Regions from separate parts of the Homo sapiens genome. Here region 1 is linked to region 2. A link is a contact called in ENCODE Hi-C or POLR2A ChIA-PET data. All regions are on one chromosome and are shown on one strand. The core of a region is the stretch at or near the end of the contact, and the rest is flanking DNA. Distances in the headings are between cores, read along the strand shown. Region 1 holds the start of PPM1M (protein phosphatase, Mg2+/Mn2+ dependent 1M). Region 2 holds the start of RBM6 (RNA binding motif protein 6).

Region 1 (4,391 bases), core at 948-3,447, 2.3 Mb before region 2:
CCGGCAGCCACTGTCCACACTCGACACATAACAAGTACACACACAATTCAGCCAGTCAATCCTTCCTACTATCCCTCCACTTCCAGCCACCTTTGCTTGTCCCCATTGCTGCTTATGCCCTCCCCATCCCACCCTTGCCCACCCTCCAAGGGGTGACTCACCTGCTATCCCCAGCATTGGCCATGTACAGCTTTCCCTGCAGGGACACAGCCACCAGGGCTGTGCAGCCGCCCATCTGGCCTGAGGCCTCCAGCTCCCGCCCGATCACCTCATCCTGGGGAAAACCGAGGCCACCTTAGCTGCTGCCTGTTCTGCCACCATACTACTTTGTCTCTCAATCCCCACCCTACCCTACAGTTCACTTCTACCAGCAGGCCTGACAGTCCCAGCCCAAAGTCCAGCCATACCTCCAAGATCCCTGCAGTCAGGAGATCTAGACAAGGGAAGTGCTACTCAAAATAGGAAGAGAAACCAGCCCCTGCACCAAGGACCAATAGGGTATTCAATTAGATGATGCAGGTAAAAGCAGTTAGCACACAGTAGGTGCTGGATAAATGAGAGGGGTTATGCTGATAGTGATGGCTGTTAGTAACAATCCAACCAACCCAATCTCATCCTCCCAATCCAAGGATCTGGTGTGATGACCATGGGTATACAGAGATGCCATTTCCTGAGATCCCCGGGGCAAAATCTCCACTTCTTCCCCAGCCAAAAGCCACACACTCACACATTCCTGAAAGGCACTCTCCAATGCCCCGATCACCAAGTCTTCTGCCCTGATGCCCTTTTCCTCCACAAACTGAGGGTCACTGGGGCAGATGCAGCGGCCATTGAGGTGCATGGGGGGCTGAGTGGCCACCAAGCCTTCCACCACGGCCTCCAGCTGCCGGCGCAAGCAGGAGTGCAGGGTGTTGGCAGCCAAGATGGCTGCTGCAGGACCGCCGTGCCCATCGAACAGTGCCCAGTAATGGCCTGTCAGGAACTGCACAGGAAGGGCTCAGTGTCAGCCTCTGCCTGACTTCCCCACTTGTCCCCTGACGCAACCTAACTAGGACCTGGGGCAGCAGGGTAAGAACCTCAGCCTGCAGGTCGTGGCCCCAGCCTGTCGGAGGGATTCCAGCCAAGAACTCAGACTGCACTCACCTCCTCTGGGCACAGGGTCAGCCACTCTTCTTCAGCCCCAAACTCACATCTCCGGATGCACAGCTTCCCACAGGCGGCTTGATCCTCATTGAATTCAGATTTCTCTGCATTGATAATCCTGAGGCCGGGAAATGGTAAGCGACCCTCCAGGGACACACCTATGTCCCCATGGGCACAGGGACCCAAGCCAGCACAGGGAGAAGACCCCTCCCTCTGGGGCAACAGCTCCCCAGTGCTGTCCCTAACACACACTTAGACAACCACGATGTAAGCTTCCTAACTTCACTGGCCTCATGGCTAAGGTAAAAGTCAGGGCCCAGCTCCTCTGGAGCCTACCTGGTGACCCAGGGCTAGACGGTAAGGGTAGGTTGCCATTCCTGCCCCTGTCCTGTCGCAGCCCAAAGCCCTGTCCCATACAGCGCAGGTCATACCCAGGGTGAGATGGTGGGGGTAGAGGGCGAGGGGAAATCTCCAAAGCCCCGAATGCTGGAACTCTACCGAGTCTCTGGGCCTCATCTTGGAAGCCCCTGGGCTGCAGGTCCTTCCCGACCTCCTGTCTTCTCTGAGGGGGAGGTCGGAATCCCAAGGAAAACGCTGGGTCGGGATGACCGGGAAGTTGTCAGGATTCGGAGGTGAGGGCAAGAAGGGGCTGTCCACAGGTGGGTGGGGACTGTCACTCAGCTCCTCCCGCTTTCTAGGCGGGCGCAGGACCCGAAGCGGGTTCAGGCCCGGGCCTGAGCTGGGGGTCGGGGAGGGGCACTCACTCGGCGTAGCCTGCATTCCAGGGTAGCGTGCGTCCTCGTGCGGGGCTGCGCACGGGCCGGGAGTCTGGGCGGCGCGAGGCGTCGGCCGCCCCGGGGCTGGAGCTGGAGCCGCGAAGGAAGCGGGGCCGTCGGTAGGGCACGGGGCTGGCATGCGGCCCAGGCGGCCGCGGCGCGGGGAGCGGCTCCCCAGGCAGGAAGCGGCGCCGGAACCAGCCGGCGGACATGGCGCGGCGGCAGGGGGCTGCCCGCGGAGCGCGGGGCGCTAGGGCTGGGCCGCCCGCGGGAGGAAGAAGCGGGCCGCGGGCGGAGCCGAGGGAGGGGTGCGCCGGCGGGAGGCGGGGCCGGGGGCGCGCAGACGGGAGGCGTCGCCCCCCAGCCCCGACCTCCGCCCGGGAGTGCGTGCGCGGCTGGTTCGCTGACTCCAGGGGTCAACGCTCGCGACCGCCTGAAGAAGCCCACGCCGGCATCAGCCCCATTTGACAAGCAGGAAAACCGAGGCCTAGAGAGGCGAAGTCGCCTGCCCAGCGTCCCACAGTAGCCAGGGAGGACTGTTCACCCACGCTTGCGGGGCACTGGTGGTTGAGAGGAAAAGTCCCCCACACTCCGCGGGGCCAGCGTCGCGCAGATCCTCGGACCTCCTCCTGCTGGGTGGGGACCTGACGCAAGGGGAAGATGGGGACAAAATGAGCTGGGAGGTGTCAGACCCCCACATTGAGTAAATGCCACCGAGCACAGGTTCCTTCAGGCGGCCTCCAATCCTCTCCACCCCGGCCTGCCACCCTCCACCCCAGACGGGCTTAGTGGGCACCTTGGCTTTCCCCGTCCTGAGAGGCTGCTGCCACCCTCGAGGACAGTCTTCCAAATGGCTGTCCCTGCATTCAAGATGTCTTCGCGGAATAGACAGCAGGATCCTTACTGGACTGTGAGTGAGTGACGGACAAGAGAAATCTGTGTGAGTGTAAAGGGGAATCCGTGGTCCCCCAAAGGCTCCAGCTGGTCCGAGTTCAGACCTGGGACGGAGGGAAGTGAAAGACGAGGAACCATCTTGCGGTCTCTCAACCACTGGCTAGCTGTCACCAGGCGGTCAGCCGCAGTGTCCCCTTCACATCTGCGAGTTAACAAAGCACTTTGTCACCCATTTGTCACTCAAGTCCAACTCCCTGTGCAAAAGTGTTACTTTGGCCGGAGGCAGTGGCTCACGCCTGTAATCCCAGTGCTTTGGGAGGCCGAGGCGGGCGGATCACTTGAGGTCAGGAGTTCGAGACCAGCCTGGCCAACATGGTGAAACCCCGTCTGTACTAAAAATTAGCCAAGCGTGGTGGTGTGCGCCTGTAATCCCAGTTACTCAGAAGGCTGGGGCACAAGAATCGGTTGAACCCAGGAGGCAGAAGTTGCAGTGAGCCGAGATGGAGCCACTGCACTCCAGCCAGGGCAACAGAGCGAGACTCAGTCTCAAAAAAAAGAGTGTTACATCATATGGACGATTCTGAGGCCCATGGAGGGGAAGTCTTGGACACCCAGGGCTGTACTATTTCCATTATGACAATGCAGCTGACTCAATCCTCGCCCCCAGGGCACTTCTCTTCCCCTTTCCTCCTCCAGGAAGCCAGGGCTTGCCAATTAAAAGCGGCTAAGGCTCCACAGCCCAGTGCCTGCATATGAGCTGTATGAGGAGTCCACCTTCACCTCCACTCCCTAGCCCAGGTAGACGCTCAGTAAGCCCTACTTCCTCCCAGCAGCTAGTCCTGCCCCAGTGGGAGTTCCTCGGGCCCAAGAAGGAAGGTTCTTAGGGCAGGGACCTGTGCCCAACACCCACTCCCTCCGATGACTCAGTCCCAGACCAGCCTGGGGGCTGATTGACTGAACCCACAGTGTCTGCTGGGGCCACACTGGGCACAGGAACGCAGTGCTAATGGAGACAAGCCAGGCCTCTGCCCACCAAGCCCCCTGCAGTGATGGTAGCAGTTCTGGTGGATGCTGCTTCATCCAGCTGGCAAGAGGATAGGGGCGATGTCAGAGAAAGTTTCCCAAAGGACCTCTGAGCTGTGAATTGTCACTGTGACAGAACAGAAAGGTACCAGGGTGGGGCAGGCCCAATTCAGTCTATGGGGCCACTTCCTCACCCTCACCAGTTGATGCCTCAGAGGATTTTAAAGTCTAAAATTGGACAAAACAAAGTGCATACACTCTATTCCCCAACCCACCCCTGGGTGGGGGAAAGCCTTGTCCTGAAGTATTTTCACAGAAGCTCTGGGCAACCAAATGTCATAGGCAGTCTGTTGCACAGCTTAGCCATTGTCTATTTTCAGAGCCATGTGGAACCACATGGCAATCCCATCCTCTCTGTTCCAAGGTGGCCTGAGTGTTCCTTCAGTGCTACCAGGCTCTTCTGGCTTCCTGGGCTCCTAAGCGCCTCACTCTTGCCTGGATCTTAAGCCTATGTCTCTTGGTTTACTCCCTCATTTTGCTGAAGTGCATCCTTCA
Region 2 (3,796 bases), core at 305-2,804:
TCTACTATGTTGGTTTTTGTTGAGTTTTGCGGGTTTTTTTTTTTTTTTTTTTTTTTTTTTTTTGAGACAGAGTTTCACTCTTGTGGCCCAGGCTGGAGTGCAATGGAGCAATCTCAGCTCACCGCAACCTCCGCCTCCCAGGTTCAAGCGATTCTCCTGCCTCAGCCTCCCAAGTAGCTGGGATTACAGGCATGTGCCACCATGCCCGGCTAATTTTGTACTTTTAGTAGAGACGCGGTTTCTCCATGTTAGTCAGGCTGGTCTCGAACTCCCCACCTCAGCCTCCCAAAGTGCTGGGATTACAGGTGTGAGCCACCAGGCTCGGCCTGGTAATAGAATTCTATAAGGAAAGGTGCTACAACTATCCAGAGAGACCTGGGACCTGTCCTGCAGGTTAGGTATCTAGTTAGATGCTAGTTTCTGAGACAAGGTTCAAATTCAACTTTTGTGTTTCACCAAAATGGTAACATATTATTTAGTTACTTTCTTCACTGCCAGTCCTACCATCACGCACCAGCTCTTGACACCTCTCGTTAGAGACCTCACAAATTCAGTAATGGTGACATATTTAAATCATTCACGCTGGTGGCATTTCTCAATAGGAAGGTGGAAACTAGCAAGCCGAGGGCACAATCCAGGGTTCAGAAAATGAACCAGGTGACCATGTCTGCATGTCTACTGAACTCCTTCACTTAAATCCGGCTACTCTGACCTTCACAAGCAAACCTGGAATATGCAAAAAATACAATTACGCTCACGGTTTATGTACCCTACGAAACAGGGCCCTTCCTTCAAAAAAAAAAAAAAAAAAAAGGCATTCCCAAAGTTGAACCCATTCGCCTAACGTCAATTCTAAAATAAAGAGAAAAACATCTATTTACACCGCTAATGGAATCTAAAGCGTGAATACGATAAAACATCCTTCTCCTTCATTGCCTAACGGGCGCAGAACCCACCAGACCACTCTCCCGCTTCCAGGTTCTACCGCCCCGACGACCGGGCTCGGAGCTCTTGTGCCCTCCGGTCCAGCGGAGCCTCCCTTGTGTCTGTCCAAGTCTGAGGACGAGGCTACGTGCTAAGCACAAGAGCTCCCTTCCTAGTGATGCCACAGAATTGGATCTGAAACAGGAAAACCGCAAGAACAGCCCGCTTACAGCTCCGAAGAGTAGGAGCACAGAGCCGCAACCACGCGCCGGCCCCAGCCTCACAGCTGGCCGCTCCGCGGCGGGACCGGTAATCTACTGCCGCGCCGGGCCCCGCCCCAGGCCCGCGACGGTTCCGGGGCGTTCCTGCCACGGGCGGCGCCTCCCTCATCTCACCGTTGCTTGGTCTTCTTCCCGAGCGAGGCCGCAGCCGCCCCGCGACACTGAAGCCACAGCTTTCAGGCTGCGCGGGCCTGCGATGTCTAGAGCGGGCCTGTCTGCTGGCTATTCCCTGGCAGGCTCTGGCACGCCTCCCCTCCAGTCCCGGGCCCTTACCTAGGCGGCGAAGCCTCCACGGCCCGCTCCTCCTTCTCCTCAGCCTCCGCCACCGACCCAGCGCCGCGGACACCGGAACTTCCTCCGCGCGGGGCCACTGCTACCACAAAGGCGCCGCGCCGCTGCCTTCAGCGCTCGGCCCGCTGGGAGATGAAGTACAGCTGCCGGTCCCGCAGACTCTTACTCCCGCCGTGCCCCGCGCGCAGGGGACTTGCCTTCTGGGGTGGGTCGTAAGAGCACGCTGTCCATCGCCATCCAATAAGAAGGCGCGCTTACCCGCCCTACTCCGCGTGACCTGCTGGGAGTTGTGGTTTGGCCTCTGCCCTGTGACACCTGGTCCTCTTGTGCTTTCCTCTCAGTTGATTGAGGCTTACAGTTTTTTGGTGGCTTGACTTTCCTGAGGTTTGCTCCCTGCCAGCAGCTCGGGTACGGCCCTGGCCTGCCTAGCTCGAGGCCTCCTTATTGTCCGTTAGTGTGAGAGAAATGGAAGGGAGCTTCTTCGGGAGTAAGTTTAAGCCATCTCCAGCTGGTTGGCGGGGCGCGGTGGCTCACGCCTGTAATCCCAGCACTTTGGTAGGCCGCGGCGAGTGGACCACCTGAGGTCAGGAGTTCTAGACCAGCCTGGCCAACATGGTGAAACCCCATCTCTACCAAAAATACAAAAATTACCCGGGCTTGGTGGCAGGTGCCTGTAATCCCAGCTACTCGGGAGGCTGAGGCAGGAGAATCACTTAAACCCGGGAGGCAGAGGCAGAGGTTGCAGTGAGCCGACACTGTGCCACTGCACTCCAGCCTGGACAATAGAGCAAGACTCCACCTCAGAAAAAAAGAAAGAAAGAAAAAGGCCGGGCGCAGTGGCTCATGCTTGTAATCCTAGCACTTTGGGAGGCCGAGGTGGGTGGATCACGAGGTCAGGAGTTCAAGACCAGCCTGGCCAAGATAGTGAAACCCCATCGCTACTAAAAATACAAAAAGTAGCCAGGCGTGGTGGCGCATGCCTGTAATCCCAGCTACTCAGGAGGCTGAGGCAGAGAATTGCTTGAACCCGGGAAGCACAGGTTGCAGTGAGCCGAGATCGCGCCACTGCACTGTTGCCTGGCAACAGCGCAAGACTCCGTCTCAAAAGAAAGAAAGAAAGAAAGAAGTTGGGCGCAGTGGCTCACGACTGTAATCCCAGCACTGTGGGAGGCCGAGGCGGGTGGATCACGAGGTCAGGAGATCAAGACCATCCTGGCTAACACGATGAAACCCTGTCTCTACTAAAAACACAAAAAATTAGTGGAGCGTGGTGGCGGGCACCTGTAGTCCCAGCTACTCAGGAGGCTGAGGCAGGAGAATGACGTGAACCCGGGAGGCGGAGCTTGCAGTGAGTCGAGATAGCGCCACTGCACTCCAGCCTAGGCGACAGAGGGAGACTGTCGCAAAAAAAAAAAAAAATTACCCGGGCTTGGTGGCAGGCGCCTGTAATCCCAGCTACTCGGGAGGCTGAGGCAGGAGAATCACTTAAACCCGGGAGGCAGAGATTGCAGTGAGCCTAGACTGTGTCACTGCACTCCAGCCTGGACAATAGAGCAAGACTCCGTCTCAGAAAAAAGGAAAGAAAGAAAGAGGCCGGGCGCAGTGCCTCACGCTTGTAATCCTAGCACTTTGGGAGGCCGAGGCGGGTGGATCACGAGGTCAGGAGTTCAAGACCAGTCTGGCCAAGATGGTGAAACCCCGTCTCTACTAAAAATACAAAAATTACCCGGGCGTGGTGGCGCATGCCTGTAATCTCAGCTACTCAGGAGGCTGAGGCAGAGAATTGCTTGAACCCGGGAGGCGGATGTTGCCGTGAGCCGAGATCGCGCCACTGCACTCCAGCCTCACAACAGAGCAAGACTCCGTCTCAAAAAAGAAAAAGAAAGAGGTTGGGCGCAGTGGCTCACGCTTGTAATCCCAGCACTTTGGGAGGCCGCGGCGGGCGGATCACGAAGTCAGGAGATCGAGACCATCCTGGCTAACACGGTGAAACCCTGTCTCTACTAAAAATACAAAAAATTAGCCGAGCGTGGCGGCAGCCGCCTGTAGTCCCAGCTACTGGGGAGGCTGAGGCAGGAGAGTGGCATGAACCCGGGAGGCGGAGCTTGCAGTGAGCCGAGATTTGCGCCACTGCACACCAGCCTGGGCGACAGAGCAAGACTCCGTCTGAAAAAAAAGAAAGAAAGAAAAGGGGCTGATGGCCGTGCACCCACAGAAGGCCCTGGCTCCTGGCCCTCCCAGCCCTTCTACCTGAAACCTGACAATAGGTACAACAGAAAAACTTGGATTAGAGAATCAAT

The links. Hi-C counts contacts between places; a loop is a spot of excess contacts on that map. ChIA-PET counts read pairs that join two places held with the same protein, here RNA polymerase II (POLR2A). Pooled maps may share reads with other maps.
Region 1: a loop to region 2 is called in a pooled map, with 4 times the contacts of the local background. The contact joins the promoter of PPM1M here to the promoter of RBM6 in region 2. A Hi-C loop is called at or near these places in 2 of 50 pooled maps. POLR2A ChIA-PET finds 5 or more read pairs at or near these places in 2 of 52 experiments (activated B cell and naive thymus-derived CD8-positive, alpha-beta T cell).

Annotation. Positions count from the first base shown.
Region 1 is chr3:52,243,565-52,247,955 of GRCh38, reverse strand. PPM1M (protein phosphatase, Mg2+/Mn2+ dependent 1M) reads right to left here and starts at 2,197. Exons shown (of 10, transcript NM_144641.4): 1 at 1,908-2,197; 2 at 1,144-1,261; 3 at 728-982; 4 at 162-274. The coding sequence starts at 2,131. RefSeq lists silencers at 1,854-1,913, 1,954-2,323.
Region 2 is chr3:49,937,908-49,941,703 of GRCh38, reverse strand. It overlaps RBM6 (RNA binding motif protein 6), which reads right to left and starts at 1,554. Exons shown (of 21, transcript NM_005777.3): 1 at 1,479-1,554. RefSeq lists a silencer at 1,124-1,323 and enhancers at 880-1,401, 1,464-1,523, 1,554-1,603, 1,634-1,693, 1,402-1,924.